3 separate regions of the Homo sapiens genome follow, and all the other regions are linked to region 2. The links are chromatin loops, found by intact Hi-C in ENCODE. Cell type or tissue: dorsolateral prefrontal cortex. All regions are shown on one strand. Links, peaks and the distances in the headings refer to the core of each region. The heading gives the core; the rest is flanking DNA.

Region 1 (10,347 bases), core at 4,684-9,683, 110 kb before region 2:
ATAGTTTACATATAAAGTTGGCAAACATAGCTGATGTATAAACCAAGATGTGTGGTTTTTCCAGAAAGTTTTTTGAGATTCTTAGGACACAATTACTTGCTTGGCTGAATATACTCATTTCACAAATATATTGTTTGTCTAATGGGATCTGGTAATGTGTCAGTACTAAGGTTAATAAAAATAAGCAAATGAAGACACAGTCCCTATACGGTCTCCCATGGAGCTCTCAGTCAAGGTGAGGAGACAGACATTGATGAAATAGTCACACAAATTTGTATTACAAGCTGTGCTAAGTAGGAGGGAAAATAATATGGTGCTATCTAAATATGTAAAAGGAGAAACTGATGTGGTAAGGGGTAAGTAAACTTTAGAGCTGAGATTTATGAAGAGTGCTTTTTATTTTACATTTAAGACATTGGACACTGTATTTTTCCCTTTTTAAAAATTAATTTTATTATTATTATTTTCCCTTATGTTTCCTTTTTAATACAGCATTAGCAATTCAGCCTAGTTTTATAGGTATAGAGTACGCAGATTTATCCTGGACTTCATATGGATCAATGTGAGGTTATAATAGCACATTTCTGAGGAAATAGGAACAATCCAATAGAAGTGATTCTAAAATATTTTCATAAGATATTCTTATAAGGATTCCACTACTCTGCTCTGAGTTAAGAATAAAGTAAAAGAAAACTATCTGAATATTTATTGGCCTCTTAAAAACATGGGATTGATGACAAGTTTTCTGGGCTGCAAAAATTCTAATGATAAATAGAGAAAGGAAAGCAACCAACATTTCTGAGATCAGAATGGAAAGGTTTGTGTTGTAACATAATTAGGGCTCCAGAGTGCCTATAGAATCATAGTTTATGTCCATGGTACTTAGAGGTTCATTCAATACCTTCCTCCCAGTGTCTTCTCTGTACTTGCTTATGAGTTCCTCACCTGGTCATTGTTAGGCCAGTCATCTCTCAGAGTGTTTGCTTTCTTCAGGCCAACAGTACGCAGCCTTCTTGCATCACGTCTGATTATCTTTCATACACCATTTACTTTTTGGTTGAAATGTCCACTTCTTTTCTACCATGTTGATTGATATCTCTTGGTCCTATGTGATGAAGTATCTAAAATTTCAACTTTTGCATATAAAGATACTTCTATTACTTGGAGGATATTACTGAAGCAAATAACCTGTATATTATTTAGAACCAATGGCCCTTGTTGGAAAAAATAAAGCCTGCCTTCACCATTAAATCTAATGAAGAACAGATTTTCTTGTTCTATGTAGTATTTTACTTGAAGGTGTTCATAATTCAGTTGCGAAGTAATTTTCTCAGTAGCGTGTGCACAAATCTCAGCTGATCTGAATCTATCTGAAATTAAAATACGGTGTAAGGAAATGTTGAGATACAAGTATTTTTCATTAATTTTTTTCTGAAATGCTCTGAACCCTTTCAGCCTGGAGACTTTTTTCCGCTAGCAAAGTTCTTTCCCATGTGCTCTTATCATTGTTTCTCTTCCTGTTCTGATTTCAGCCTTAAGAATATGTATAATTCTTAAAATGGAACTTCTTAGATCTCATCCTCCAACTCATCATTTCCTCTTCGATCTTCTTCTGTGTATTCTAGGAGAACATTTCACATTTGTCCTGTACATCACTGGGTCAATATTCTGCAGGATTTGTTCTGCTCTTGAGTGCCTTAAATGCAGATTTAAATTCTGCTATTGCATTTTGTATTTCCTTGAATTCTTTTGTTCATTCCACTGGGGACTTCTTTCTAAATCTCTGCCTGTCATTCAGCCCACCCTGTTTTTATTGTTCTCTGTCGTTTCATAGTGGCAACGTCTGCATCTTTTATAGGAGCCAAGTGTCATTTTCTAAAATTTTATTTTGTTCCTATGGAAAGTCATTTTTAGAGATATATTTTTTCCACCAAATCTCAAGACAGTGCTCATTTTTCCTTGTGCTGCAGAGTCTTTTCAAAGGTCCCATTTAGAGCTCTGTTTGTTTCCTCCTTCCTGTATAAGAAGGAGGTTCAGGAATCCCTGAAACTCCCTGTCCAGGTTCAGCATTTGCCAGCAGAGGGTTGTAGGGACTCCTTAGCAAGGCTGCCCACTTGGGAGCTGGCAATTTTACCCGCTCATCTAGAACCTGGAAGTCAGGTTCAGGTGTATAACCTCCACCCTGGGTCCATGGTCCCTGAGCAGCCATGCATCTGGCGTGGGATGCTAGCCTGGGAAGAAATAGTCTGTCTTTACTGTCCAAGTTTCTGCCTGTAATCCTAGAGAATTAGATAGAACTTGCATTTCTTCTTTGTACAAATATTACAGACCATGACCAGCATGCACTCCTCTCCAGGATCCTCCTGCCTCTGCCTGTACTTACAGGTGTTTTTCCTGAGACAACTGTCCAGCTCAGGCTGTAACGCAGAACAGCTCTCTCCTCTACCCCCAGCTCTGTTGGGATCTGAGGTGAGGCGCTGGAGGCGGGATGGAGAGCAGTGGAAAAGGAGGTATCTGATACCCTGCAGTAAGCTTCTTTTTCCTGTCTTGCATCCTAGGATTAGGGGCAGGTATTTGAAGAGTGTGTCAAAAACTTTCCAACCTTCTTTGAGTCCAGCAGAATGGTAAAGCGTGGGGGCCCAGGAGCTACAGTGGCCAAGTTCAAATATGGGCTTCACCTCATGCACAAGGTCTCTGTGCCTCAGTTTCCTTATCTATGAACCTACTTTACAGAGGATTTATGAAAATTCAGTAGCTATAAGGCATGTAAAGTGTAGAAATACATTTTTAAGAGATGTTTAAATAACAATGCTTTTACAAAATACAAAGACAGTCTTAATAATGATTAATGCTTTTAACTTGCCATTCAAGGAAATGAATAAGAAATGTTGGTAAAGCAGGAAAAGCTGATTCATCTTGACTCAGTGTTCAAACCAACTGTACCATTATAAAGTCTACAGTATTATTCAGCCATAATTGGTTCAGGATTATGGTTTCTTTGTAGCATTATCAGTTCTCTATACTTGAAGTTCCCAAGAGCCAAACATTTCCATTTTTCTTTAATCAGAATCTGTCACATTTCAAAACTCCCTTTCTTCTTTATGGATATTGTGGAAAATCCCTTCCTGCAACCTCCAGCTTCCGCCAAAAGTGTCACATGCATTCTTATTGTCACTATGTGAACACCTTATGAATGAGGGCTTTCTTTTTTAACTTTAGTTTTCACATGTTTGTGAGTGAGAGTTTTGTGTGTGTACATGTTGTCTTTTGTGACACCACAGTTTGATTTGATTGAAAAAGAAAAATGCAATTTTATTTAAATTGCTACTTGGGGATATAAACTTTGTATCAGAACATCAAGCCTGAATCCATGGTCAGTGAAGTCCTTTGATTTCTGCTCCTTTTAGTATTGTCGCAGCAAGACTCCCTCACTGCATTAGTGGGTTCCATTGTATTTCCAAGGAGGGCCCAGTGAGAAGGGCTTGCCTGCACCTCACGGCCACCTCCCTTCTTCTGCAGGGTAAGCCTTGTAATTATAGCAGACATTACATTTGTCTCCAGCTTCTAGGGGATGATGTCATTGCATGTCAAACAGGGGATTAGCATGAGGAGAGAAGTCCTATTGACATTTTCATTTTCATTAAGAAGAATTTGGTTTTGCTTCATTTTGTTAACGGAAGCTGTTGTCTTACCACATAGGAGAATTTTTTTTTTTTAAAGAAAACTTGAAAACGTAGAAGCAGGCATGTGCTGACTGCATGAATAAAAATATACTCTGTAGTGGCACTCTATCAATTAGTGAAAGCGTCTGGGACACAAAGCATGCCTGGGAAATCTCCTCCTTTTCTTACAAAAGCAGAATATCATTCTTCTCAAAGCTCACAATGGCCTGGGCCCTGCTGCAGAAAATGTTCCTGAAAAAGGAAGGCAGAGACTTGGCCACTGCTGAGTAGAAAAGGAAGGCAGGCGGCTGGTCCCATCAGACCTCTGAAATATTTTGCTTTTTCGTGATGGCATTGATCTAGTATGTCTTAAAGTCTCATTCCTTATGTCTCAGGGTAAGGCTCTTAGTTCCCTTCCCATATGAAAAAATTAATCAGGAGCGAGGTGGAATCCTGATGTTTCAGATGCTTTGAGCCCAGAGCTGAGTTGGTGGAAGAGTATAATTTTTATCAGTCATTTCCAGCCCCTCCCGCAATAGGAAGAAAATCATTGTCAGACTTGGGGTAGGGAGTTGTGGCCTCCTTTCAAGCAATCTAACAATAACCCTGAGTCAGAAAATCTAGGTTCAAATACCAGCTCTGGCTTTTACTGGGCTATGTAACTGTAGGCAGCTTATGGGATTGCTCCGAGCCTTAACTTTCTCATCTGTCCAATGGCATTAATTGGCAATAGTACTTGCATCTCAAAGGGTTATGCCTGGTACCTATCAACCATTGTTTTTCACCTCTAAAAATTATTTCCTTTCAAAACATGGGCCAGTGTTCTGAGGTGACCTTATTACTTGAGTGAGTAAAGGTGGTGGTTTTCTTTTTTTCTCTCTCTCTCTCATTTGTGTCAGTGTTTTGCAAGTACAGGTCAGGTAGCCAACTCTTACCAGTCTTGATTTCCTCCTTGTGGAGTAGACCCAGTAGCTATGAGATTGAGGGTCACCTGGATTAGACTGGCTTTGGAATTTCAGGTTTTTTGAATTTTCCCAAAGCACTGGAAGAAAAAGAGTCCTTGTGAATTTTTCTTGGGAGTTTTTAGAAACCCTTACAATAGTTCTCAGTTCTCCATATTTGGATCCCAGAATGTTCCTAGCATCTAGTTTCCCTGGAACAGAGTCATCCTGTGAAAAAGGATGAATCCAATCCAGATCAGACCCTCTTGTGAGGTGATAATTTTCCATCCAGATTTCCCTGGGACCTTTCCATTTGCATTCTTGTTTTGCCTTGAAAGGCAGCTGGTGAGCTATTTCTTTTTCCTCATTGGACTTTTCATGTCCAATTACCTAGATGATTATTGCTCCTGTAGGACTGATATTTTAGAAAGAATTTGGAATAACACTGGGTTTTGAGGTGTAGCCCAACAGGATTTGACCAGGAGTCTCCATTTACAGTTCTTCAAGGCCAGTGCATTTGGTGAGCTGGTTGGAAGGAAACTTTGGAGTGTTCTAGAAAGAACTAGACCATCTGAATCACCTGTCCTGATGCCCTTGTGTGGAATAAAGGAGAAGGCACTGCCTTGTGCTGAGTACTTAAGTGTGCTGAGCACCTAGGTACTAAGTAAAGTGCTAGTTACTGTACTAAACATACCCATGGGCATGTGCTATCCCCTGAGTTTCTCCTGAACCTATGGAATATTGCCCTCATTTCCTCTATTCCCACCCCCAGCACTCCTTGAACTATCTGACATACAGGACAGCTCTCTTACCACAAGCTACCTGAATGTAAATATAATTCAAAGGAAGGACATTACAAACAGGAAATCAGCAATTGACTATGGAAGCTGAAATTGCTGTCTGGAGATGGCCAGATACTCTTTTCCTGGGTGGCTCAAGGAGTAGTCGGGTCATCTTCCCAGGGCCTCAATTGTGTCCTCTCCAAGCTGTCAGTATGGCCCTGTCATCCAAGACTTGTCCTCATCTCTGGGTTCAGTTCTCTGGGATAATTTAAAACCTACCTCCTTCTCCCCAAGACCTCATAATCTAGATGGAAGGAAAAGGGGGACATTCTCAGTTGTTTTTCATAATCATTTTACTACTACCCTCTGTCAGATCCTGCCCCAAGTCACACCTAGCCTAATGTTTTGTACCTTGACTCAATTGTTGGCCAGCCACTCCCTTTCCCTCCAATTAGGGTGTGTCCTTGAGTTGTTTTGTATCCTCTTCTGATTATAAACTATAAACATATACATTTTGACTACTGACCCCAAGCCAAACTACAAGGAAAATATTGTCCAGAGGGTGCTAATATGGGTGCTTAAATAATATGTGAATTATTATTATTTTTTGCCAAGCCCATACCAAGATTTATTTTGTTATTAAAAATGTGTGAACTTGGTTTTGAGTATTTTACATTTGGTCATTTTGAGTTGCAGGGAGATTCTGATTTCTGCATCTTCTTCCACCCTATGGGCCAAGTGCCCTTCACTGCTACTGAAGGCTTGTTTATGGCACATGAAATTGGCTAGGTTATTAGCATGATTTGCATTTTTGTTTATGTCAGAACTGTAGGCTGAGTAATAATTCACAGTACAAAAAAGTCAGTTCAGTTTATTCATAAGGATGGCTTATGACAAAGCAGCAATTCCATTTTTATCTTCCTAGGCATGTCAGACCATTTGCTGATAGATCCTGTAGACTGGTGTTGACCTCCACATATATGAGTGAATTCAATGACCTATTGGCCCTATTGCTATAGTCAATCATCTTGACAGCCTAAATTTCTGTAGAACCTTGAGTGTATTATTTTCTTAGACTAGTCTACAAGGGATGATAGGCAATAAATATGTTCCATGACTATTGTTTTATGTAAGCCACAAATTAAATCATATTTTCTAGTTGAATTACATAAAAAGCTTATGATCTTTAACTGCTGAGATCCATCTTCATTCAGAATTAAATGGCAGGAGCTTCCCTTAATTTACCTGGCCAAATCAAGCAAATATTGATTTTAAATGATCTGTATAGGTCTGAAGCTCTGGTTTGAAGATGTCTGTTTGAAAATACCTTTTGTGAAAATAAATAATAAAGTTACTCCTCCCTGTTTATCTGATTGTTAAATTTTGTCAATAATTATGATTCCTTAAAACAAAGTACAGGCTCCTATGCCCAGAATTGACAACAGAAATGGCTTTGAGATGATTCAGAACTATACTTTCTCTTATTAACATCTAATATGTATCAAAGCCTTTTCTCCCCGTTTAAGTAGAGAAGTAACCTTAAAAATATTTAAATGTGATCAAAGGATCTTGGTCATAGGATTCATGTGTAAGAAATGTCATAAATAGCCTCAATCAATTACTCATTTTTCATTTCCAAAGTTTTAAAATAGTTGACATGGAAAAAGTATTAATATGCATCGTATCTTGGAAACATGAAGAATTATCAACTATTCTGTTTCTTTACCAGCAGGTGGCATGACTTGTTGCTCTGCTGGTGACAATATAAAACCTAACCCACCCTATCACTTTAAATTGTTACATAATTAAAAGAGATTCCTAAAGTACTTGCCCCAAATATAAAAGTTGAAAGTTTAATATCCTTATGATATAAAGAGTTCTTACAAATAAATAAGTAAAACTTTAACATTTCAGTAGAAAAATAGGTGTAGGATATGAACATTCAATTTACATACACACAGAAGGTGGGTGGAGAAAGACACACATATACACATACCAAATGGCCAATAAACGTATGAAAAATGTTCAACCTCTTTATAAATTAAGGAATACAAATGAACCCAGGAAGATACACATTTTTACCTCCAAGTTGCAAGGTTTTAACAAATGATACCACTGATCACTGGCAAAGAGGACAAGATAGGCACCTTCATATTCTGCTATTTGGATATAAACAACCTTCTGAAATGAAATTTTTCAATATATATGAAGAGTCATAGAAATGCTCACGTACTTCACCCAGTAATTCCCTACCAGGAATTTATTCTATGGAAATAAGCAGAGATATGCACAAAAAATGTTATGTAAAAAAATGCTTATTGCTACGTTATTTCTCTATGTGAAAAACTGGAAAAAAACCTGAAGTTCTCAACAATAGGGCATGTATAATCAGTAATGATTAATCAATAGAATTCAGTATTTGGCCTGCATTATTATAAACCATATCTTCGAAGAATCTTTACTGATGTGTAATGTTGAGTGACAAGGGAAGGGTTCATGAAGGTATTTTTCAATTTGATCACAATTTGATACCAAAATAATTTTTGTCTTTTCCTTGACACCCAATTTCAATGACACCCAAATTGTAATATGGGTTATCACTGAGCAGTAGGTGAACAGGTTATTTTAATTTTCTTCCTTATCTTTTTCTGTGTTTTTTACATTTTATGCAGTGGGCACATAGTATTTTACAGTCAGGAAAAAGTATACACATTTTCAAAAATGGTAAGCCAAGCATTGGAGACATGAATCACTATCGCTTTTGTATTCCTCATGGAAATGAGATTCAATAGTAAGTTACGTGTCTGGGGAAAATAGAGCTCATTTGAGTCAGAGGTTGGAAAGCTCTTATGAATACTAACCTCAGAAACCTCAAAATAGTATGTGGTAGAATAATGACATGGCACGAAAAGCCACGGATGTCAGTCTGAGTTAAGGTTAGAGTAGATACATACAACAGTCATAAGAGAAAAAAACTTACTAATCTATGATCTCCAGTTCTGGTAACCTCTAGGGTCGGTCTGTGCCTCCATATCAAACCTTTATCACAGTGCAGTGTACTGGGGCTGCTGCAACTTGGAAGCCTGGGTTCTCGTTCTGGCTGCTCTGCAAATATATTTTGTACTTAACCTTGGGCAAGTCACCAACTCTCTGAACTGAGAGTTTTCTTCCAGGGCTGGATCGTTATTCATTTTTGGAGTTTGGCATTCTGATGCACTTTCTAGCCCTGCAAGGTAAGATGTAAGTCTCCGGGGTGTCTGGCCAATGCTGAAGCAGATTGAGGCTCCTTTTGGGCCAACCCTTGGATCAGAGGTGTCCGAAGTCATCTTGGTTCAGTCGTTTTTTAATAATAAGTTGCCGTGACATAAGTTATTGGAAAGGACCACAGTTGAGGGTAAGAAAGGCAGTTTGATTCTCTTGTGGAGGTTATAAAATGAAAGCAGAGATCTGTCCCTGAATATGAGGAAACCTCGTATATAGTTTAACAATGTATTTTTTTCTTACATAAAAATCTAAGTTTGAAATTACCATCAGACTAAATTTCATCCCATCTGTGGTAGAGATGGTTTTAAAATTGAGACTTTAGAGGCAGCAGATCTTTATCCTGTACACCTGATACATAAGAAAAGCCCAGTTCAGAGGACTTTAGTTTTTAACCTTAAAGACAAACATATTCAGACATATATTGTATAAGGATGTATTACAAACTTTTTTTTTTTTTGAGACAGGGTCTTGTTCTGTCACCCAGGCTGGAGTGCAGTGGCGCGGTCTCAGCTCACTGCAACCTCCGCCTCCAGAGGCTCAAACAGTCCTCCTGCCTCAGCCTCCCAAGTAGCTAGGACTACAGGTGCATGCCACCATGCCCAGCTAATTTTTGTATTTTTTGTAGAGACGAGGTTTTCCCATGTTGCCCAGGCTGGTCTTGAACTCCTGGGCTCAAGCAATCTGCCCTCCTCAGCCTCCCAAAGTGCTGGGATTATAGGCAAGAGCCACAGGACCTGTCCTACAAACTTCTTTTACCTTAACCATGGTATAGAAAATACAGGCTGATCCATGCATACATCTAAAATTGAAACAAAAGTTTAACAAAACAATGCCTATCCTTATTATCTGCAATGCATTATGACATTTTCTAGTCTGTTTTATTCTATACTATTAAGAAACACTGGCTTTGACCATTTCATGCTACAGTAAAGTATTGCAGCCTTCATTTGAAGAACACTGGTATAGAGGTTTTTGAAGAGGTGCGCATAAGGGAGAGAAAAACAGCTGCATGTCCTGACAACTATTAAGTATCACTCATAAATTTATTTTCAGCAACATGGGAAAGGAAAATAGATCCTTTCTTTATTAAGTTAATTGTGACAGAAACTGGGACAAAAATAACGTGGGAGGAACATGTTAAAAGAGGAGATTTACACATATCCAGTGTTTTCCAGCAAGAAGAATGCATCTGAAAGAGGTAAAACTGTGATTATCGAAGCAATCCTATTACACCTATGCAGATGAATGAAATCACCAACTTTAGGCAACATGAAAAAATAAAAGGGCCAAGATCAAAGTGGACCTGGTATTATTTCTAGCGTCCATCTTGGATTTTTCTTTTTTTGTCTGAATCCCCATCTCAGGGTATGAGTCGTTATGAATCAAAGGATCACCGCCCAATAAAACCATTCTAGACAGAAACCTTTTGGGGTTGGGGGTGCACCATTCTCCTCTTCTACAGCTTCCAGACCACTCATTGCCCATGGATACCCACCAGCCTCCCACGTTCACACGACTCCATCTGCTTTTTTTGGTGTCTGTGTCTTCTGGAGCATTGACCAGGCCAGTATAGGGTACCGTTCCCTGCACCCAGAGTTTCACTCCCACCTCAAACTCTTTTACCTCCTGGGGTACATGTCCACGCTTTACTCCTCTCCTGCCCTCCAGCTTCTTTCTTTCTTTCCTCCCATTTCTCCT
Region 2 (10,347 bases), core at 3,340-8,339:
CCCACACTGCCTTCTTCACAGTTCCATTGTAGCTCATCAGTTTATCCCTTACTTCCTATAGCTCCCCACAGGGTCTTAAAAGTCTGAAGCAGCCCAGGATGAGTTATATACAGTAATAGTATACCTACAAAGGAACAGTGCTTGGAAAGGAATTCCAAATGCTGCTTTTTCCTTAGTTCACGCACATTGCTAACACCTGGGATGGAAGCTGCTACTCCCGGTTCCTGGGGTTCATGACAAAAGACTGACTGGAGATTGAGCTGCGAGATGGGGGTGGAAAGGGCTCTGTAGTCCCTCTTTTTATTTATCTACTTTGATTAGGATGGACCCTCATATGCTATACTATATCATGTTAGCTGAAATCCCTATGTTTTCCTGAATCATTCAGGAAGCAGGCCAATCGCTGGGCTCCACAAAAATCAAACTCTTTTTCTTAAAAAGAAAAAGGTGAGACAAAAACCTAGTGCTAAAGGATTCCATGCTATATTTGAGAGTCGAGGGTACAGATGAATACTAGTGGCTTTTAGAGGCTGATTATTCAGTCTGCCTCCTGCTATTTCTTGCCATCTGCTATTGGGATAGTTTCCTCTGAACAGGTTCTCTGCCAAAGTAATGGTTAAGAAAAGGAGAGGAAGTGAGAAATAGTATTTAATTTAGGATATCTATTAGTGCTCTGGTGAGAGATTTGGCAAAAATAAGATCCAAAGATGTTTTATGGATTTAGGGTCTTCTAGGCAGCCTGATTCTCTTCAATATTTTAGGTTTTGCTAGAAAATGTCTCTCTCACTCTATTTTTCTCTACAAATTAGCCCCTTTAAAATCAGAAATAGAGAAATATGTCAAATTAGGTTTAGAATAAGAGTGACGTGGCCAGAGAAAGGCATGGTATAGGGGACCTAGATACTCAATCTTATAAGATCTTCTGCACAGAAATGAAACAAAATATACCTTTAGTATTCCATGTTTTCCCTCATATTTGTTTTTATTTTTTTATTTTTATTTTTTGAGACAGGGTCTCACTGTCACCCAGGATGGAGTGCAGTGGTGCAATCCTAGCTCACTATAACCTCAAACTAACTCCTAGGCTCAAGCAATCCTTCCTCCTAAGCCTCTCGAGTAGCTGGGAGTATAGGTGCATGCCACTATGCTCAGCTTATTTTTTGTAGAAACAGGATCTCGCTGTGTTGCCCAGGCAACATTTTCAAATCAATAGTTTAGCTACTTGATTCTTGTTTCTCTGAACAATCTGAGATTTAACATGAAATGACCAATTAAAAATGAGTTTTATTTTTTAAAGAAAAAAGTCAAGTGAAGTATCAGGTGTACTGCTTCAACGATGGTGATGCTTCCTCATCAGCCTGTAAGTTCCTGTGTCAGCAGAGACAGAGACTGACTTGCTCAATACTGATTCCTGTACTGACACAATTCTTGGCCCATAGGTTTTTCAGCTAATTAAAAAAAGAGCTTTAATCAACACTGGTATTAAATGCTGTTATGTCCCGATCATTCTGTTAATGTCTATGGTATATATGAAGATATGTAAATTTCCTTTTCAGGGCATTTAGAGTCTCATTACAAAAACGATGCACACATAATTTAATAATAATACGAGGTGGAGCATGATAAGTGCTAAAGACAAAAGGGATTGCTAGAGGCTGAAGGGTTTTTGGTAGTAGCAGTTGTTGGGTTTAGTCAATTTTTCCTTTAAAAAGAAACAAAACGAAATATAATTATTTTTTGGTAATGACTTTGGGAAAAAAATATATCAAATGCCAATTACTACCCTCACTCAAGATTATTTTAAACCTAATACTCATTTTAAATCTAAGGTTCTGGCTCAGGATGTTTCCAATGGCCACTAAAGTTGTAACTTTTTTTTGATGATGAACTTTACAATAAGAATACCATGACCATATCCAACCAAACACCTTTCTCTTATTCATGATCAGCAGACCACTTTTAGGCTTTGAAAAAATAACAAAGACTGATAATGAGAGCCTAGTTTCAGACCTTCAAAGCTCAAATTAAAACATATTTAAAGCCATTTGCTAAGCTTCTAAGGCTAACTTCAACACAAGGAAGAGCAAGAAAGTCTTTTCTTCTCAAAAACCCTTCCTTCACAGACTTTCTCTCTTAGAAGCCTAAAGGGAAAGTTACTCAAGACTTCACACATCGAATACAATCATCTCTGCACAGCAGCCTTTTGAGATATTTGTCAAGACACTCAGAGAAGTCTTTAATAAGTCTACTCCCTCTCCTATCCTGGGACAAGGCTACTTGGTATGAGCTCTGCTCTCTAAGCCCTAACAATCTTAGACCCAATTATGTCTAGGGCATTTTCTTTTTTATTGTATATACATTTTGAGAGACAAAGTCTCATTCTGTCATCCAGGCTGGAGTGCAACTGCAAGATCACAGCTCACTGCAGCCTTGAACTCTTGGACTCAAGTGATCCTCCTGCCTTTGCCTCCTTCTTTATTTCTGTAGAGACAGGGTCTTGCTATGTTGTTCAGGCTGGTCTCAAACTCCTGGCCTCAAGTGATCCTCCCACCTCGGCTTCCTAAAGAGCTGGGATTATAGGCATGAGCCACTGTGCCCAGCCTTGGACATTTTCAATGAACTCTCACAAAAAATAAACTGAGGAAAAGCAGTGAAATACTTACACACATACTATAAAATATGCTGCCCAAAATGCAATTCCTGAATTTCCCAGCCAGGAAGCAAATGAACTCCTTTCTTGGCCCCCATCAGCATTAAAAAGATAAACTTACGTGAGTGGCTATCTGGAATATAAACAAGTCAAAACACTGGGCCAGCGGGGTTCAATTTTGGATGGCAAGTTTGAGAAGAATTCCTGTTGGTGACTTTTTAAGCAGTTCAGACAAATAAATGTGGGGACTTTTCAACTTCCAGTAGTAATATGTCAGGTGAGTGAGTCTCTGGAATGGGCACTTGCCTGGAATAATTCTGTGGATTGCTGGATGAGCATTCTCCCTTTCTGTCAGAAGAAAGGCAAAGAGAAAAGAATACAACTAACACATTGATTTTCCAATTTGCCTGCAAACAGACTGGCTTTTGTTCTCGCCTGCTCTGACCACCAGCCTGGCAGATTACAGCCAGCCACTGTAGGAGTCCCCTCTGTGCGCCTATGCCATCAGCTGTTTGCTCACCTCGACAGAAGCTTTATTATTGCCTAGGCCAACAGGCTGTCAAGATAGGCAAACATGTGAGTGTAGAAAAGAGAAACAAATACAACCCAAATATCCCCAACAAGGTTGTGCTCATGAAGGCTAAAGGTACTCTGAGATTTCAGCTTATAAAATGTGATTACACTTACAATTCTGAGGAAATGTGTATTTCTTGGAGGAGCATAAGAAAGAGTGACAAAGTGTACTCTCAAGTTCTAGCTCTAGTTCTAAAAGTTGGTATCCCATGGCTAAAGAGATCTCTGTCCCCAGTGTTGAGTAGGATTTTCAGGTGAAGACAGAGCTTGCCTAGGAAGCCAAACCACGGCCAATAAAATAGCAGGAACTGAGAAGCATCCTATTCTCAAAACTCAGGCCATACTCAGAACTCTTAAGGGCATCTGCCTGCACTGCTGCTCATTCAAGACTGATGTTACCAGGAAAGAAGGAGAGCAGAATCACAGGCTGCCAAAATGACATGGGAGTGAAAGTCTTGGATATCACAGAGATTTCTTAGAAGGGAAGAGAGGTTATATAAAAGAGATCAAGAGTGAAAAAAAAAAAAAAAACACCACAGACTGACTGTGATTATATAGGAGGTACTCTATTGTGTGTAAAAGTCGCATGGGATTTCTTGTTTGACCAATTTCGTCATTTAATTAAAAAAAAAAAGTGGCCTAGGCACAGTAGCTCATGCCTGTAATCCCAGCACTTTTGGTGGGTAAAGTAGGAGGATGTCTTGAGGCCAGGAGTTTGAGACCAGTCTAGGCAACACAGCGAGACCCCGTCTACACACACACACACACACACACACACACACACACACACACACTCACGGCACTCATAGCACACATACACACCAAAAATAGGGGGGAAAAAAAAGGAAAATATAGCCTTTCTTCCACGGGGTTGAAATAAAGGTTTTGTTATTGTTGAACGGCTAAAGTGGCAATGCTCATCAGCATTTTCGGTCTCACAAATAAAAATGCTCCAGGCTGGGCAGGCCCAATGCACAGATGCCAGAGCCTAGAGCCCAGCAGCTCACAGCTCCACCATTTAGCTGTAACACACTGGTTCTTCCACATGAATGAGCAAGCTTTCCACAATGTTTATCCGATTCCGAGAGCCACCAGCCCTAAACACACACATGCAGCTTTCCCTCCGCCCCAGTGAATTCTGTATCCTGTGGCAACAGGCTTTACAGATGGGAACCTCAGCCACGGAGCTGGGTAGACAGAGATGGGAGAGGGGGTCAGGGTAAAGGGAGGAAAGAAAGAATGCCAAGAAGAAAATATGGCTGGCTTCAAAGCCTGTAGTGTGGACTGAGGATCTTACCAATGAAGGAAAGTTAGCAACTATCAAAAGGAATGAGCGCTTCCTTGAACTAGAACCAAAGACCAAGAGTGTCATGTGACTATTTAAATCAGAATCTGATTCAATCACTGCTACTCACTTTCTCATTATTTTCTTTTTCATCCTGCTGGAAATTCTGCTTTCAGAATTGTTAATTTCAAAACTAACAATTATTAGTTGCCCTCAACTACCACAAATAAAATCAAATTTTGATGAGATAATTTTCTAATGACTATTATATTTTTGTCAAGTACTTAAAAAAAGAGGGCAGGGTTTAATACAGAAATCGATAATAAAAACATCAGTATTATAAGTTAAAATTTCCTGCTTGGGATCTCAGATTCTTACTCAAAGAATTTAAGGTAATTTTAACTTTCCACATACACACACTTAGCCTGCACAAAATAAAAGCACCAGGTGCTAGAGTCCCCTCCAAAACACCTCTCCCACCCTGCCAACAAAAGTCAACCAGATTGGGCTTGAATATTTCCAACGAATTCACTATCTACCTTCACAATACAGATAAAAATGTCTTTCTTTAAAAGTTCTAATTTTTAAAAAATTAAAGTCAAGTTTACAGAGATACAATGTACAAACAAAAAAATTCATACGTTCAGTTTACAGTTCTATGAATTTTGACAAATGCATCCAGTTGCATAATCATGACCACAATCAAGATAAGCCCCCTTTGTAGTCAACCTCTCCAGGGTTTGCTGGTCAATTTAAGCAAATTTTATATAGGTAACCTCCTTGGGTCCCTTTCCAGATCTAGAGTTATTAATTTTGTAAGAGGAAAAGCAAATAAGATAATAAAACCACCACAATATCATCTATTGGTTGGTTTATAATGTATATTCTGTCAATTTCCCAGAAGAATTTGAAAAAATTAAAACTCAGCTTGTGAGTAGTTTTTTTTTTGAGCCCTACATATAGTCATTAGACCTTCTGGAATCCCTGCCTGCTAATCTAAAAAGGGTGATGAGTAAGTAGATTTTTGGTAGAGAATAACAGGGGCATAGAATTTTGCAGATGTGGAGTGCTAAATAAATGCAGCATAACAACACATTTTTTGAAATGAAGATAGATAACAGAGGGACTTGTTAGATATCAAAGTCTGAATTTGTCAGACCAAGGGCTTAAAAAAGAGGCCCTTAGCATTTCACCTGGAAACACACTGGTATAAATATGACATACTAGAAACTACTCCAGGAGAGTTATTCTTATTATCCACATCCTCTCATGAAACAGAAAGCAATCAAAAGTAGGATGCATGTCACCACATTATTCTCTCTCCCTGCTCTCTGATCTGCCTGCTGTTTTGCCAGATCTAACTCTCAGTCTAGAAGACATATTTCTGCTTCATTTAAGTATTTACTGAGTAGCTACCTTTTGCTCAGGCATGGTGATCTATATTCTTTACCCACTGATCTACTAATTTCCTTTAATTCCAATTTTTTTTTGTTTTTTTAAGTAGAGACGGAAGTGTTGCTATGTTGACCAGGCTGATCTCAAACTCCTGGCCTCAAGTGATCTTCCTGCCTTGGCCTCTCATCATGCCTAGCCCTAACTCCTATCTTAAAGATGACATCTCTCCCTTTCTGATACAGAAAAAATACCTATAGACAGACTGTAAGCTCTGCTGCTCTCTCTCTCTCTCTCTCTCTTACTTTCATGGTACATAAGGGAGGCAGTCAGAATGAAGTCAGTTGTGTTCTTTGTCTAAAGCCTGGAACACTATTTTATCAGCCTCCAAAGAGCAATATGTGTAGATAACCAGGGAGGATTACTTGTGGGGAGAATGGGAGAAGAAACAAGTATTTACAGTCATCACTGAGGTGCCCATCTGGAGATGGTCCTAAAAGCAGAAAATGGCTTTGTGGCCACCACCTGACCTATCAGTGAAACTGCACCCAGAAGCAGCTGGTAAGACTTCTCCAGCCTCTCTAAAGCTATACACACACTGGCTCACAGGTCAGCTTCATGACTGAGAGGCAGTTACTGAAGGCCAAGGTTAGGCTACAGAGGGCCTTTACCTAGGAACAGCAGGATGTTGAGAAAAACTGGATCCCGGAACCAGTCCTGTTTATAAAAGCATATAAAGTTATGGAAACTGGCTTGGTTTGGACAGAGATAAGCGAAATATTTTGGTTTTTGAGTAGGAAATTTATGAGCAATAAATGAGCCAGTTTTAAATACATGCAAACATTTCCTGATGTCTCCTAAAGCTTTGGCTAGGAACTGCAGATAAAATTTCTGCAAAATCACAAATAATACAATGATTAAGATAGGAAAATCACATATATTAATTAAACACTGGTTTTGAATAATTCTGGGAAAAAGAAAGGTGAGAAAGAAAAAAAAGGAGGAAAACAAAGGAATAGAATAGAAATAAAAACCAGAATTTCTGGAGTATGCTAGGCTTAGTGAAGTTGTCAGGATTAAGTCTGCCACAAAAGAAATGAGCAGGCAAAGAGCCTGGCCCAGGAGATGAAGCACACCAGGGTAAAAGCAGAAAAGAATTAAGCCAGTGTTGAGCAGATTTATATGTGTTTGTATGTGAGATTACGGATTTCTTTAGGGGTATTTCTGAGGGAAGAGAAGCTCAGTACTAATCAGGATTTCTTAAGAATTAGATTTTTATTAAAGAAGAAAAGCATCTCAGTATTTTAAACATTCTGATTCTCTAACACATGAAAAAGTTGAATCCCTAGGCATTCTTTGTTTGTAGCAAAAGGAAGGTTGGACATACTTCCAGTGATACAATCCAATTCATAGCTAGTTTCTATTTCTGTAACTCTACTGACTCCTCTATTAAGCTTTTAAGCTCTTAAAAGGCAGGGGACAAGTTATCTATCATTTTGCGTCTACAAACAAGTGAACAAGGACTCAAGTAGGTGCCTGATAATTTGGCAACAGTGACTCGGCCTGCTAAGACTGCATAAATACCCATCATGCATGCTGAAATTCATGAGGATTATTTATATTTGAAACAGTAATTCACTTCTGGTTGTGAAGTATCCTGGCTAAAATAAAGTTGAAGCCAAGAAGAAATGCTGCCTTTTTTGTACAAGGCAGGAGGAGATGAAAGATGGCAGAGGAAGTGGAGTAGTATGTGGTCATTGTGGAAAGCCACCTAGTCCTCACTTATTCCCCCTACTGTTCCTTCTCACAATACATCAAGGATGATACATGGATTCTTTAATGCAAGTTGAGGGAACAGACAAGCTGCTAGGAGAGTGAAGCCGTTAAGTTGAGGACAGAAGCCAGAGTACATGGGTTCAAAGAATTTCCCTAACAGGAATTCAATAAAAAAACAGACTCCTTTCAACCCTGGAAGAGGCTTTGAAAGCAACCTAGGCCAAGTAAACTGGGGATAAGGGAGAGACAAAAAGTTAATACTGAATTAGAGAATCTTTAATTTAGTGCTGGTAGGGACTTTCAATATCTATTGTACACTAGACTATTTATTGAGAATTTACTAGCCCTGTTCTAGGTGACGTAAAATTATGTAATCTAATTCCTTTACTTTATAGAGGAGGAATCTTGATGTATATAGTGAGATAAAATGATTTCCCCAAGATAGTTAGCAATAGGACCTAAATTAGACCCCTCACTTTCATTATTCCACCATTGCCTCTCAACTTATTTGTAGGACATCTTTAAAAAACATTTTTGTGGTTTCACAAAGGTCTCTAACAGCGAAAAATAAACATCTCTTCTAAATTTAGGAGCAGAATCAACAGAAAAATAAACTCAGTGTAAAACAGTTCTGGAATTGCCCTGAACTAGCTGTTTAACTTTGGAAAGTCACTTGATCCTTCAGGGTTTCAGTTCCTGCAACTGTAAAATGAAGAGGTACGGTTATCTGGATCACAAACTCAACTGTCTACAGGGGCCAGTCAGTTAATATAAATGCATGAATCATGTAAGACAATAGGTACAAAGCTGCTTGTATTACAATCAAGCAAAGTGATTTCATTATACTGTTTATAAAAACACAGCTTACGGGCCAAACAAAATACACTTGAACTCTGGACTAGACCAGACCCCCGGAACTCCTTCCAGCACTTAAGTTTAATGACTGTAAAAGACAATAAGCCTATATCTACTCATTAAAACATCAGTCATATACAAGTTTCTATTAAACCAGAAAAATGGCAGTGATACAAACAAGTGAATAAAGACTCAAAGATAAACGAGCAACCATTCAGTCCACAGCTGATTTTACTTTATTCCACTAGCCTCCATTCCCCCACCATATGGTACCCACTTTGGGCAGGCAACAGAGATTATTATTATGGGAATGGTGGGCCCTGCAAATTGGCATCTAAAATTTCAAGGTGAAATGATAAAATCAGCTAAAGTTAAATTTAAGGTCCCTAAAGTACATTATAACTGAAGATCAAGTTTTATAGAAAATAAAATTTTCAGCAATTGATCACTCCATTAGTAAAGCATTTTATTTTCTACTCAAATATTTCAGTGCAATTCATCTTATATCTAAGAAAGTCATCCAAAGTAATTTTCCTACATAATATAAATTATTGTTTTATATACTGTTACTTTATCAAACCTCTGTTATCTGGCAATTCCTATAGCAGAAATGGTTGAACTCTAAAAAAAGGGGAGTAGGATAGGGTGGGCATAGAGATATTAAGAAATTACTTGACAGTTTTTGGAACATAATGACTATTTGTAGTTTAAAAAGGAAAGATATTTAAAAATTGAGACTTATTATTTGTGAGTCCAATTGGTTTTTAGAAAGGTTTACTTTACCACTCACCAAACAAACAAAAACCCTTAGTTGTTTACATGTAAAGACAGAAAAATTAAGGTGACCTTTCTTTCTTCTGCTGCCAAATAGTAAAACTCAGTATGACTATAATACATTTAATAGGCAGCTCCTCTATTTAGCTCAAGCTAGTCTCTCATACCAAAAACCAAATTTTTAAAAACTGAATATTTGAAATTATACAAACAAAATATGCTAAGAAAATTCTTAACAATGACCAAATGCAAACTTCATGTCATAGGAAGGTTAAGTACCAGAGGCAATTCCTTTTAATAGGATGACAATCATAAGAAGGAACAGTTACAATTCTGAATATGAAAGAGCTGTTTCTTTAGTAATAAACCAAATACAAAGTTCCGGGTTCATCTGTTCTGGCTGGCAAATCTTGCATAAAAAAGCCATACTTTAGCTAAACAAAAGCTTTTAGGCTGGCCCAGAAAGAGGGAATGAACAATTTGAAAAACATCTTTTACTGCCTGAGAAAATTTAAAAAGTGTCTGAAAGTGCCAGGAGACCTGCCTCAATGTGACTCAGGCAGCTTTCCAAAGTCCCTCAGCTTTCCTAAGTATGAGTCATAGGGGAAGGAGAGAGGGCTCCTTGGCAAAGATACAGGTTTTCCTCTCTGGTTCCACCCCCACCATTTTCATTTAAAAAAAAAAAAAAAAAAAAAAAAAGCTTTGATGTATAATAGTTAAATAGATTCCAGACAGGCTTAACTGAAGAAGTTTGAACACCAGGGAGGCAAAATATCATTGCAGAAGTTGCTATTGTTTGCTATTGTGATCCACAGACACAGGGAGCATCTTCTGCATCCTAAAAAGGGCTCGGCCCATTGATCATGTGTCAGATCATGGCTGCACTTTGTGGGAGAGAAGAGGATAACAAGCTATGAAAATACCTCTGCCTCCCTAGTTTCTTAAACACCACAAGCTCATATACTGAACAATTACACTGAGTTCGAAGGGGTGGGAGCTTGTCCTTTATGAGTGCACATTAAGCAGAATTTCAAGTGTGGTA
Region 3 (10,347 bases), core at 712-5,711, 100 kb before region 2:
ATGGAAAGTCCTGAATTCAGAGCCTTCATGCTGGGTATTGTATAGTCAGACCAGCCCTGTCTCTGGACTGAATGGGTCTCTTGAAATCATAAATGCATTGCTTAGGGATCAGTAGCCTCGGAGTGACCTTTCTCACTCATGGCTTTCCTGAGGCTCAGAAAGGCCAGGCCTTGTCCTGGGTGAGCCAGCCTCTCAGTACCCTGATGGCATGACTCAGAAAGCTGGACAATGCCCTAGAATGACTTTCTCCATTAAGCCCAAGAAATATTGCATAGAATCAGTCTGTCTGGAAATTCCTTATATGGAGAGGTTCTGAGACGATTGTATGTTTGGTTTGCAAGAGGATCATGGTTTAAAAAAAGAAAAAAAAGCCTAAGGCAGTGATATCATATTACTTACAGGCTTGGTTAAAAAAGATAGAGAAAATACTCCTTCAAACGTTTCCACCCTAATTCTGGATTACACTGGGGACGACAGCAAATCCCATTCCACTGGTTCTGGCTGACCTTCCCTGCATCTTGGAGCAAGGAACTCTCACTGTCTGCCTGTTTCTCCCAGCACAGCACTGCAGAGAGGCCCAGAGGCTATAAAGCCCTGCCACGTGTTTCTCCAAATGGGTGGTTTTTATTATTTCTGGAATGCAGTCCCCAGCCCCAAATCCTAATATGCTGACAAGGCAAAAGCAAAAGAGACCTGTGGAACCCCACCCAGTGACAGTTTGGTGTCCCTCCCCATCTGGGCTTGGTGCCCACCCTGTGACCCTCACTCTTCCTACTTCCCCCAAGGTGGCTGGGAGTGGAAGGCGAATTGGAGCACATTCAAAGCCAGAGTGGAAGGGAGTGATTTAAGATCTTCCTGTGAGATGGAGTCCTGGGCGGTCGCTTATTGTGCAGACTGGATTGTGCTATGGGATCTGCTCTGCCTGTGGAGGGGGACTGTGTTTCTACATCCACCTCATTTCATCAGGCAAGGAGGAGGGGCAGGTAGTCTGCAAAATTCCGCTATGTGGTTTAACACAGTGAAGACCTGAAACCTCCTTGATCACCAGGAAAGAGATGGGGAAACTGTACCTAGGCGTTTCTAAGCCAGGAGACCGGAGCTCGCTGAGGAATAATTATGTGGAAACAAATGTAAAGTTAAACCTTAAAAAGACAATTTAAAATATATTTACATAAAGTTATATACTTCTCATTTTAAAAGATGATTTAAGGAGATTTGGGCCTAAGTAAGGAGACATGAAATAAAAGAAAAAAGGGATTTTTTTTCAGGAAAAAAAGTGCTCCCCAAGTAGAACAAGAAAAATTCTCCAGCATAAGTTTCAATTAAAAAAAAAAAAAGTAAATTGACTCTAGCACATGGTATGGGGCTAAATAATAGAGTGGAGCAGAACTGTTATGGGTCATTTTTATATAGGCCGTAGTGCGTAAACATTTTCGACTGTGTTTTTTATTCTATTTCTTAATAGATGAGGGGTGGCATTGAGGCATAGAGTTTTTAAGTGATTTGAAGTCAAGATATAATCATTCTTGGCCCAGCTTCATAGTTCATTCTCCAAAAATAAGATTTTCTAGTTGTTGTGTGAAATCCATAGTGAAAAGTCTGATTGCATAGGTGTCCATATGCTGGAGTTCTAATCATAGATTCTTCTGTTGTGTTCTCTTGTGTGTGTGTGAGTGTGTGCGTGAGTGTGTGCAGTTGCTATAGAAAGACAAATACCAACTAAGTGTAGAAACATCTTTGCACGTATCATAGAGAAGCTGTATAATTTTATCAGGATTCCCAGAGAAGAAAATGTGAAATGTTAGTCCCAATAATTTAGTAACAAAAGAATACACTGCCGTGTTGAGATGCCAAATAGAAAAGATAATATTTAGTGCAATCCAAGTGGCAAACAAATACATTTCCTTTTTAGGGCTATGGGGTGAGGCAGTACAGTGAGGCCTTGTTTAAGTACCCTCAACAGAATCCAGCCTTTTAAAAACCAATTCAAGGTCATCATTATGAACGTCATCCACAATTGAATTATGTCTTTATATTTGCAGTGTCTTCTTGGAGAGGACGTATCGGTTTGCCACCAGACAGAATGATGCCAGCTCTGGTTTTTTAATTCATATGTCTTTTAAAAAACATATCTGTCTTGGTATCCTCCCTCGATATCACACTGCCAGTAGTTTTTTTCTAAACTACCTTCAGTGTGCTTGTTTCTAAGTACTCTTCTATGTTAGTTCCCCAGGGCTGCCATAACAAAGTATCATCAACTGGGTGGCGTAAGTAACAGAAATGTATTGTCTCACATTCCAAGAGGCCGAAGGCTGGTTCCTTCTGGGGGTACTGAGGGAGAATCTGTTCCATACCTTTCTCCTCATTTCTAGTGATTTCTGCCATCCTCCCTCCTTAGCCTCCCAAGTAGCTAGAACCACAGGTGTGCACCATCATGCCCAGCTAATTTATTTATTTTTTTTGTAAAGACAAGGTCTTGTTTTGTTGCCTAGGTAGGTCTTGAACTCCTAGGCTCAATACTTGGCGTACTTGGCTTGTAGATGTATCATTCCATTATCTACCTCCAGTGTCACGTGGCGTGTTCTCCCTGTTTGTCTCTGTGTTTTCTCTTCTTATTCAGTCATTGAATAAGATTCCCACCCTAATCCAGTGTGACCTCATTTTAACTAATGACTTCTATAAAGACCCTTTTTCCAAATGAGGTCACATTCTGAGGTTTCCACGTGGACATTTGTGGGGAATACTGTTCAATCTAGTACACCTTCCTTCTATGTTGTTGTTCTGAATCTGCTGTGGATTGGAAAATCTAGTCACTAAGCTTGTTAGACCTCCTCTCTAAAGAAGAAAAAGAGAGAGAGAGACTTGATCCCGAATCTTCCCTAAGGAGTCTTCCGTCGTATAAAGTCTTTGAGCTGTAAGTGCTTTGACTTAGTGGTATCTATTTTGCCTGCTCAGAGGCTTTCCCTCGCTCTACCTTTTAATGTTTTTTTACTGAATTCAAAGCTAAATTTTAAGTTTTCTTTTCAGAGACAGGATGGTGCAGGGATGCGATCATGGCTCACTGCAGCCTTGAACTCCTGGGCTCAAGAGATCCTCCCTCCTTAGCCTACAAAGTAGCTAGGACCACAGGTGTCCACCATCACGCCCAGCTAATTTTTTAATTTTTTTGTAGAGACGAGGTCTTGCTATGTTTCCCAGGCCGGTCTTGAACTCCTAGCCTCAAGCGATCCCCCCACCTCAGCTTCCCAAAAGTACTAGGATTACAGGCATGAGCCACCATGCCAGGCCCACGCTGAATTTCTCACAGCTGATGCTGCTGGATAAAGAACTTCTGACACATGAAGTGTTACGCTTGGGTCTTTTAAACAGTTTTTTAGAGTGTTGGGGAGAAAATTAGCTAAGTAATGCTTCTGAGAGGTAGTCTAGGCCATGACTAGAAAGGCATGAGAAGAGGCTGCGTGGGAGAGGTACTAGAATGCACTCCTTCTTATAACTGAAACACAGATCCTTCTCTTCCCCTGGCCATCTGAGTTGTAGGAGACTGTTGTTGCTTGTGTGAGATTCTAGAGGGCCCCATCCCTGCCTATCTCTGGTGCTGCCTGTGAATTATACTCTGTTTTGGTGAAAATCACGCTCTGTCCAGCTGTGGGGAGCACTGTCTGGGACAAATTCCCTTCTCAGTTCAGTTTGTTAATAGTTTTTAAGAACTACCTTTGTGCAGATTTGTTCCCTGGACTGTTGAAAGGGAGGGCACTAGTCTTTAAAGACAGTGATAGAAACCCTAGTGGAAAATGCTCACCAACACAGTATGAAATGATAGAAAGATACTATTGGGAATTTGGGATCTCTGGCTTCAACCTTTTTATTTCTCTGCCAAAAGAAAATACGAAACCTCAGAGGAACACAAAGAAAGAGAATGATATTAAGCACAGAATGATTTTAATCTTTGGCAGCAACCCATATGCTTAAAAAAAAAAAAGAGGGAACCGTGTTTCCATTGTCATGCACCTGTCATTACACTGAATGAGTTCTTTTTCTCTCTTGATGGATGGTGGTCTTAAAAGCTTGCTGTTTTTCATTAGCAAAGTGAAATGGGGTGCCAGTGCTAATGCTTTGTCATTCTGATGGAGAATAATACATGAATCAGTGTAATTATTCAGTGTTTGCATAATCAGCAAGATTTTGAAGGGGAATGTTGCACAACTCAGAAGTGGCCTAATTTCACCTGACAATATTCCATTCAGACTCCAAGCATCTCCTTCAAGAAGCAGTGAAGTGTTGGTGGATTTCCTTAAGGCCCCATACAATGATGATGGGAAATTGAGTTGTCCTAAATCACTAGTTAATTATGATATGCCCAGCGGTCACTTGGAGGTTCTTGCTCTAGATCTCAGTTTATATTCATCCCTATTGTTTTAGAAATGTCATTTATTTATCATGCATGAAGCATGACATATTGTTCCACGTGGGTTCAGTAACGAACCACCAGCCAAATCCATTAAATTTCATTGAGGAGTGAAGTAAGACCCAGAAATGTGGGCAATTTGAGAGGAATCCCCCCAGGATGGCTCAAGTTGGATAAAGAGATAGGTCAAAGAAGAGACGCATTGGGAGTGATTTTGGAAAGCTAGGTAATTTTAATTTACACTCTTTTTTTAAAGAGAGTCTCTTTTACAAGAAAGTAGCCTATTAGTTGAGATGTTTTAGGGACCTTTGCAATGCCAGTTGGAAGGAGGGAGACTGAATTTTTTATTAACTCTTTTAAATCAATTTATTCCAGCCCAGCATGACACCAGAACCAAAAAATCTGAACAATGCCCCAGGGCTGGATCTTACAGTGACCCAGCTCATCTAATTTGGACTAGATTGCTTTTTTCATTAAAGCTAAAAATAATGTCAGGCAGGCCACCTTTCTAGTGATTTCTGTGGGTGAATCATGTCCTATGGAGGAGGCCTTGCCTTTCTCAGACGTAGCCAGTGCCATTTGAGTCCGGGTTTGCTCCCCTTTTCTCTGTGAAGCCAGCCTGCGTTGATCTTCATGAGGGGAGTGAACAATAATCGTAGATAACGTTTACTAAATGCTTCCCATGTGCCAGGTGCTGCTCTAAGCACTTTCTGTGTATGCGCCAATGTAATCCTCATAGCCTTCCAAGAGGGAGGCCCTATTATTATCCTCATGCCACCACGAGGAACCTGAGGCACAGCATGGTTAAACAGCATGCCCAAGGTCACACAGCCAGTGAGTAATGGAGATGGGGTTCAGATCCCAGCAATCTGGTCCTCAGAGCTTACTGCTCAATTCTGAAGACCCTCAAATACCACTGGGAAGTTCTTTAACTCAGGAACTTCTGTTTTCCAAGGCAGGACTCCTAAGAACCTTATAGGCTTGAGGCAAATGCATTCCATGTACAGGAAGTATGTGCTTTTGACACATAGCATCAGCCTCTTTCTGGGGCAACTGAAAACTTTTTCAAAAGCAGCACCTCCTTGGCTATGGGATGCAAGGATACTGTCATTCACGTCTGATGGAAAAATACATTTTATCCAAATCTTCTTTTTTTTTTTTTTTTTTGAGACAGATCTTGTTCTGTGGCCCAGGCTGGAGTGCAGTGGCATGATCTTGGCTCACTGCAACCTCTGACTCCCAGGTTCAAGCAATTCTCCTGCCTCAGCCTCCCAAGTAGCTGGGACTAAGGGACTACAGGCCTGCGCCACCACGACTGGCTAATTTTTGTATTTTTAGTAGAGACAAGGTTTCACCGTGTTGGCTAGGCTGGTCTCGAACTCCTGACCTCAAGTGATCCACTCACCTCGGCCTCCCAAAGTGCTGGGATTACAGGCGTGAGCCACTGTTTCTGGCCCAAAATCTTCTTAAAAAACAAAAGAAAATGGCAAAGCCTAGAACCAAGATGTCACCTTTCTCGGTAAAGCTGAATCAGAAAGGCCCATCTTTGTTGCTGGGGCAATATCTTGAAGGTTACCTGTGCCTCATCACTTGCTCTGTAACTATTTGTATTCCAGGTAATATGCGTCACTGGATGAATCCTTTTTAGTGATTAAAAAAAAAAAGAAAGGGGTCTCTACCCTTATGGGGTAGTGAGACATTAAGCAGATAATCACAAAATGCAGAGAAAGAAAGGCAAGCCCCTGGCATAGATGCTTGGTCCCTGGAAGCCCAGGGCAAGGCCTGCGAGGACACGCCCCAGCTGTGCATCTGCTGGGTGATCAATTGGCCAGTATTCCTGTGCCCTCCCAGGGACTACCCATCCTCTCCTCCAGTACAGACAGAAGGTGAGTGGTGTGCTGATGGCCAGCTGGGAGGGAGGTCTTGAGAGACATGTCAGGGGAAAAAATTGGTTACTATTTGATGGAGTGGGCTTGGTGGTTTGTTGCCTGGGAAACTTGCTGACTATAAAATGAACCAGAGGAGGATCCAGTTTGCTGTCTGCACTGACAGATTTACAGACAGGAAAACAAAGCCTTCTTACCGGATCCAAGTTAACATGAAAATTAAAAGGAGTCTATGCAAAGCGGAGTTCAGGACAGTGGTTTCTAAAGTTTCTTTTACTTACACAGGAAAGAAAATCACCCAAACTAGGTGAATGGTAAGTTTCTCTAAATGTCAGAACAATCGATTATAAGGCATTACTCAGTTTATAGCCAATTATCTACATTGATTAAGTATAAATTTCATGATAGTTATGAGAGATATTAAGATTTTAAAAATGGAAATTATTTTATAAAATACTTTTAAAAACCCATCTTTTGCACTGCACTTATGGAACCAAAGAACAGCTTAGTCAAGCCACTTCTGAAACTGTCTTCCATGAAAATTTCACCCTGAGGCTGCACAGGGCTCCTTAACATCCCCTCTCCTTCCTGTCTTCTGAGAATTAGGGGAACAGTCCCTCAGCCCCTCTGTTCATGGAGACCAGCTGAGACCCACAGAAGGGCCCATACCCAGGGAGATCTTTGCTGAGAGCATCTAGGAAATCAGCCACCTGTCCTTGATGTTACCCTGCCAGTTTTGAATATCCTTCTTTTCAAATTAATTGCAGAAAGACCAGGCTAGCTAAAACATTCATCAGAACCACTTGGTAGGGCAGGGGTTGCACTTATGAATGTACAGTTTTCAGAGGGTCTTCCAGGGTAGGACCTGGGAATCTGCATTTTGAACAAGCTCACAAGATGATTCTTCTGTTCATCAGACTTGGAGAGCCACTGCCCTAGGACGTGGATCCACTTGCCACGCACCGAGGAGATGTTGAGGTGGGAAAAGGAAACAGGAACGGGAAGGAGGTGTGTTTGCAGTAATGCAGGAGAAGACTCCTTGCTCTTTAATGCTCTTCGAAATAGCCCAGACCATGTGTTTGGACTGTGTACAAAGGGAGCAGCCACACTGTGGTGTGCTCAGGGAGAGGAGTTAGGAGATGGCAGCCTAACTCTCCAACTTGGAGCATTCACATGGCTGATCTTTCTCCTTGAACTTACTGAGGTTCTTCCCTACTCATTTCACTTAGCTAAGAATTACTACTCCCTCTTCAGGACCCAGCCTTCCCCTTCACCTGGATTAATTTAGGTCCCCTGTTATGTACCCTGCAGCTTGTGATTATCTGCTTACTACCTCACCCTCCATGAGAGTAGAGACCATGTCTTATTCATTGCTGTATCCACCAGCACCTAGCACAATGCTGGCACATAGTGGCTGCCCATTAAAGATTATCTTATTTTTAAAAAAATTGAATATAGTACTCTCATGTAAATCCCTGCACAGTTTTCTGCTCTTTCTAGATTTTAGAAAACTACTAGTTTGGTGCAAAAGTAATTGCCGTTTTTGCCATTTAATGTAGTAGACCACCTCTGAGGTCTTAAGCCTCATTGTTCCCTCAAACTAACTTGGAAAGAAATTTCCTGTTTCTAACTAAATGATTTATTCCCTTTCGGGAAAATGTACTAATTAAGCCTGTTTAAACTTAGGAGGGGCGGTAAGCAAAATCTCGTTTTTCTTTTTCCACAATAGACATTTGTTTCACTGTATGGTCTCATCATCTATCAGATGAGGACTGAATTTTATAAGACACGTTTGGTGATTTGTTGGCTTTATTGAAAAGATCACTAGCTCATTAGTAAGACTCTGGCCCAGCCTTCTAAGGCTGGAGAAGAACTTGATTTTTAAACAGTTTGTTGAGCGTCTCCAGGACACCCTCTGGACAGAGTCTGTTTGCTCAGTGGGGATACTGCTATCCTCTTCTGTCACCCCTCTGTGCTTTTATTCAGAACCATAGAGATAGTGGGCTGATGGGTTGGAAGAGAAAATGGGACGGGGATGAGGGCAGGAGGTGAGGGCAAAAGGGAAGAACTTCTCTTCATTTTCTACTTCCAGATACACCCTATATCCAGGAGGGAGGAAGTGGGACAAATGAAATAGAAATAAGAATTTAAGTGTATTCCTCAAAGCTGGCTTCTCTATGCATATTTGGTTTTTCTTCCTGAATATTGATGTAGCCACTTGAGTGCGCCACTGGGAGGAAAATCCTTAGCAGGATTAAGTTTATTTTAGGATTTGGCTGTGTGTATGTGTCTGAGTGGGTATATCATGTGGGATCTCATTTTCCAGAATAAGAGCTAGGCCTAGGCCATTTCCGCATCTTTTACATACCTAGGTTTTTACCCATTTTTTGAAATTGGGCTGATATTAAGTCCCATTTAGCTTTTACAAAAATAAATATGTTGACTTGGTGTGCAATATAAACAGAATGGCCCATTTAAAACAGCACCATAGTTTCCTAGGTCTTGATATCTGCTATTTTTACTTTATTAGATATGAATTACTGACTCAGAATCCATTTAATATTTTATACCGTTATTACTCAGAAAACCTAATTTGCATTCTTGTCTCTCATGTTTTAAATTTTTCTCTGGTGGTAACTGGCATGTATTAATATTTTAAGCATCACCGACTGGCTGCAAGCCGAAATGACCCCAAACATTCTGGAACTACCTGTTCTGCCTAATTTGCCAGTGAGGGATAACTTAAGCCCAGAGAGGGCTGCATATAGGACAGATTTTTTCCTTAAGCACCCATAACTTTCTTTTTTAACTTTTATTTTAAGTTCAGGGTACAAATGCAGGTTTGTTACATAGGTAAATGTGTGTCATGGGGGTTTGTTGTACAGATTATTTCATCACCCAGGTGTTAAGCCTAGTACCCATTAGTTATTTTTCCTGATCCTCTGCCTCCTCCCACCCTCCACCCTCCGATAGGCCCCAGTGCGTGTTGTTCCCCTCGATGTGTCCATGTATTTTCATCATTTAGCTCCCACTTGTAAGTGAGAACATACAGTATTTGGTGTTCTGTTCCTGCATTAGTTTGCTAAGGATAATGGCCTCCAGCTCCATCCATGTCCCTGCAAAGGACATGATCTCACTCTTTTTTATGAAGCAGCCATAATTTTCTTGCATCCTAATAGTGCAGCAGTTGGTGTCTGGGTAGGTCAGCTGTGGAGGTGATGCACAGCAGAGTTAGCGGGCAGCTGTTGAGTGCCATGTTTACAAAGCTTTGGATAAATGGGGGTGTCTTGGTCCATTTTGTGTTGCTATAAAGGAATACCTGAGGCTGGATTGTTTATGTAAAAAAAGAGGGGGTTTGGCTCATGGATCTGCAGGCTGTACAAGAAGCCTGGCGTTGGCATCTGCTTGGCTTCTGGTGGGGGCTTTTGTGTTTCATCAAGACATGGAGGCAAAGGTCAAAGTGAAAGTGGGCATATTTGAAGAGGGACCAAACAGAAGGAAGAATCTTGCTTTATAACAACCCACTCTCCTGGGAACTAATCCCATCTTGCCAGAACCAGGACAAACTCACTTCATGAGAACAGCACCAAGCCATTCATGAGGGATCTGCCCCCATGACCCAGACCCCTCCCACTAGGCCTCACCTCAGACACCCTCACATTGGGGATCAAATTTCAACATGAGATTTGGCAAGAACAAACAAGTCATGTCCAAAGCATTGCAGTGGGGAAGTCATTGATCATAGAACATAAAGTGAAGAAAACAGGACCAAAATATTGTGTTTCCACTGTGCCCTCAACTATGTAAAAAAATGGCTATGTGGAAAAAGTACTGGAAGGAAACATGGTCAAAGATGAACAAGGATGATTGTCTCTGGGTAAAGTGATTAGACACCTCTGCTTGCTGCTTCTTCATTTGTGGCATCCATATTGTCCACAATGGGTGTGGATTTGTTTTCATAATTTTTTAGAGGGTTTTAAAGAAAAACTGTCTCTGTGAGACTGAAATAGGTGTGGTCCCAAACTGGCAGTGCTGAGCTGGGCTCACCCAGGGGCC

What was found. Peaks named below come from ENCODE experiments on the same cell type or tissue, not always from the same donor. Only the 100,000 strongest peaks of a DNase experiment are listed, where the experiment ranks them.
Region 1: a loop joins it to region 2, with 6 times the contacts of the local background. A loop is called at or near these places in 33 of 110 quality-filtered maps.
Region 3: it touches region 2 in a loop (2.3-fold over the local background); 34 of 110 quality-filtered maps call a loop at or near these places.

Annotation. Positions count from the first base shown.
Region 1 is chr5:72,130,874-72,141,220 of GRCh38, forward strand. The region is part of intron 2 of MAP1B (microtubule associated protein 1B); the gene reads left to right. Among named protein-coding and RNA genes, the nearest start is that of MAP1B, 29 kb to the left of the region's middle. In dorsolateral prefrontal cortex, for the core only: CTCF peaks have their summits at 7,122 (motif pointing right) and 7,323; no DNase peak of the experiment used is centred there; H3K27ac peaks cover 950 bases.
Region 2 is chr5:72,238,691-72,249,037 of GRCh38, forward strand. All of the region lies in intron 4 of MRPS27 (mitochondrial ribosomal protein S27), which reads right to left. Among named protein-coding and RNA genes, the nearest start is that of MIR4803, 74 kb to the left of the region's middle. RefSeq lists a silencer at 6,312-6,606. In dorsolateral prefrontal cortex, for the core only: a CTCF peak has its summit at 6,414; DNase peaks (open chromatin) are centred at 4,241 and 6,441; H3K4me3 peaks cover 624 bases; H3K27ac peaks cover 5,000 bases.
Region 3 is chr5:72,141,408-72,151,754 of GRCh38, forward strand. All of the region lies in intron 2 of MAP1B (microtubule associated protein 1B), which reads left to right. Among named protein-coding and RNA genes, the nearest start is that of MIR4803, 23 kb to the right of the region's middle. In dorsolateral prefrontal cortex, for the core only: no CTCF peak of the experiment used is centred there; a DNase peak (open chromatin) is centred at 3,569; H3K4me3 peaks cover 528 bases; H3K27ac peaks cover 4,863 bases.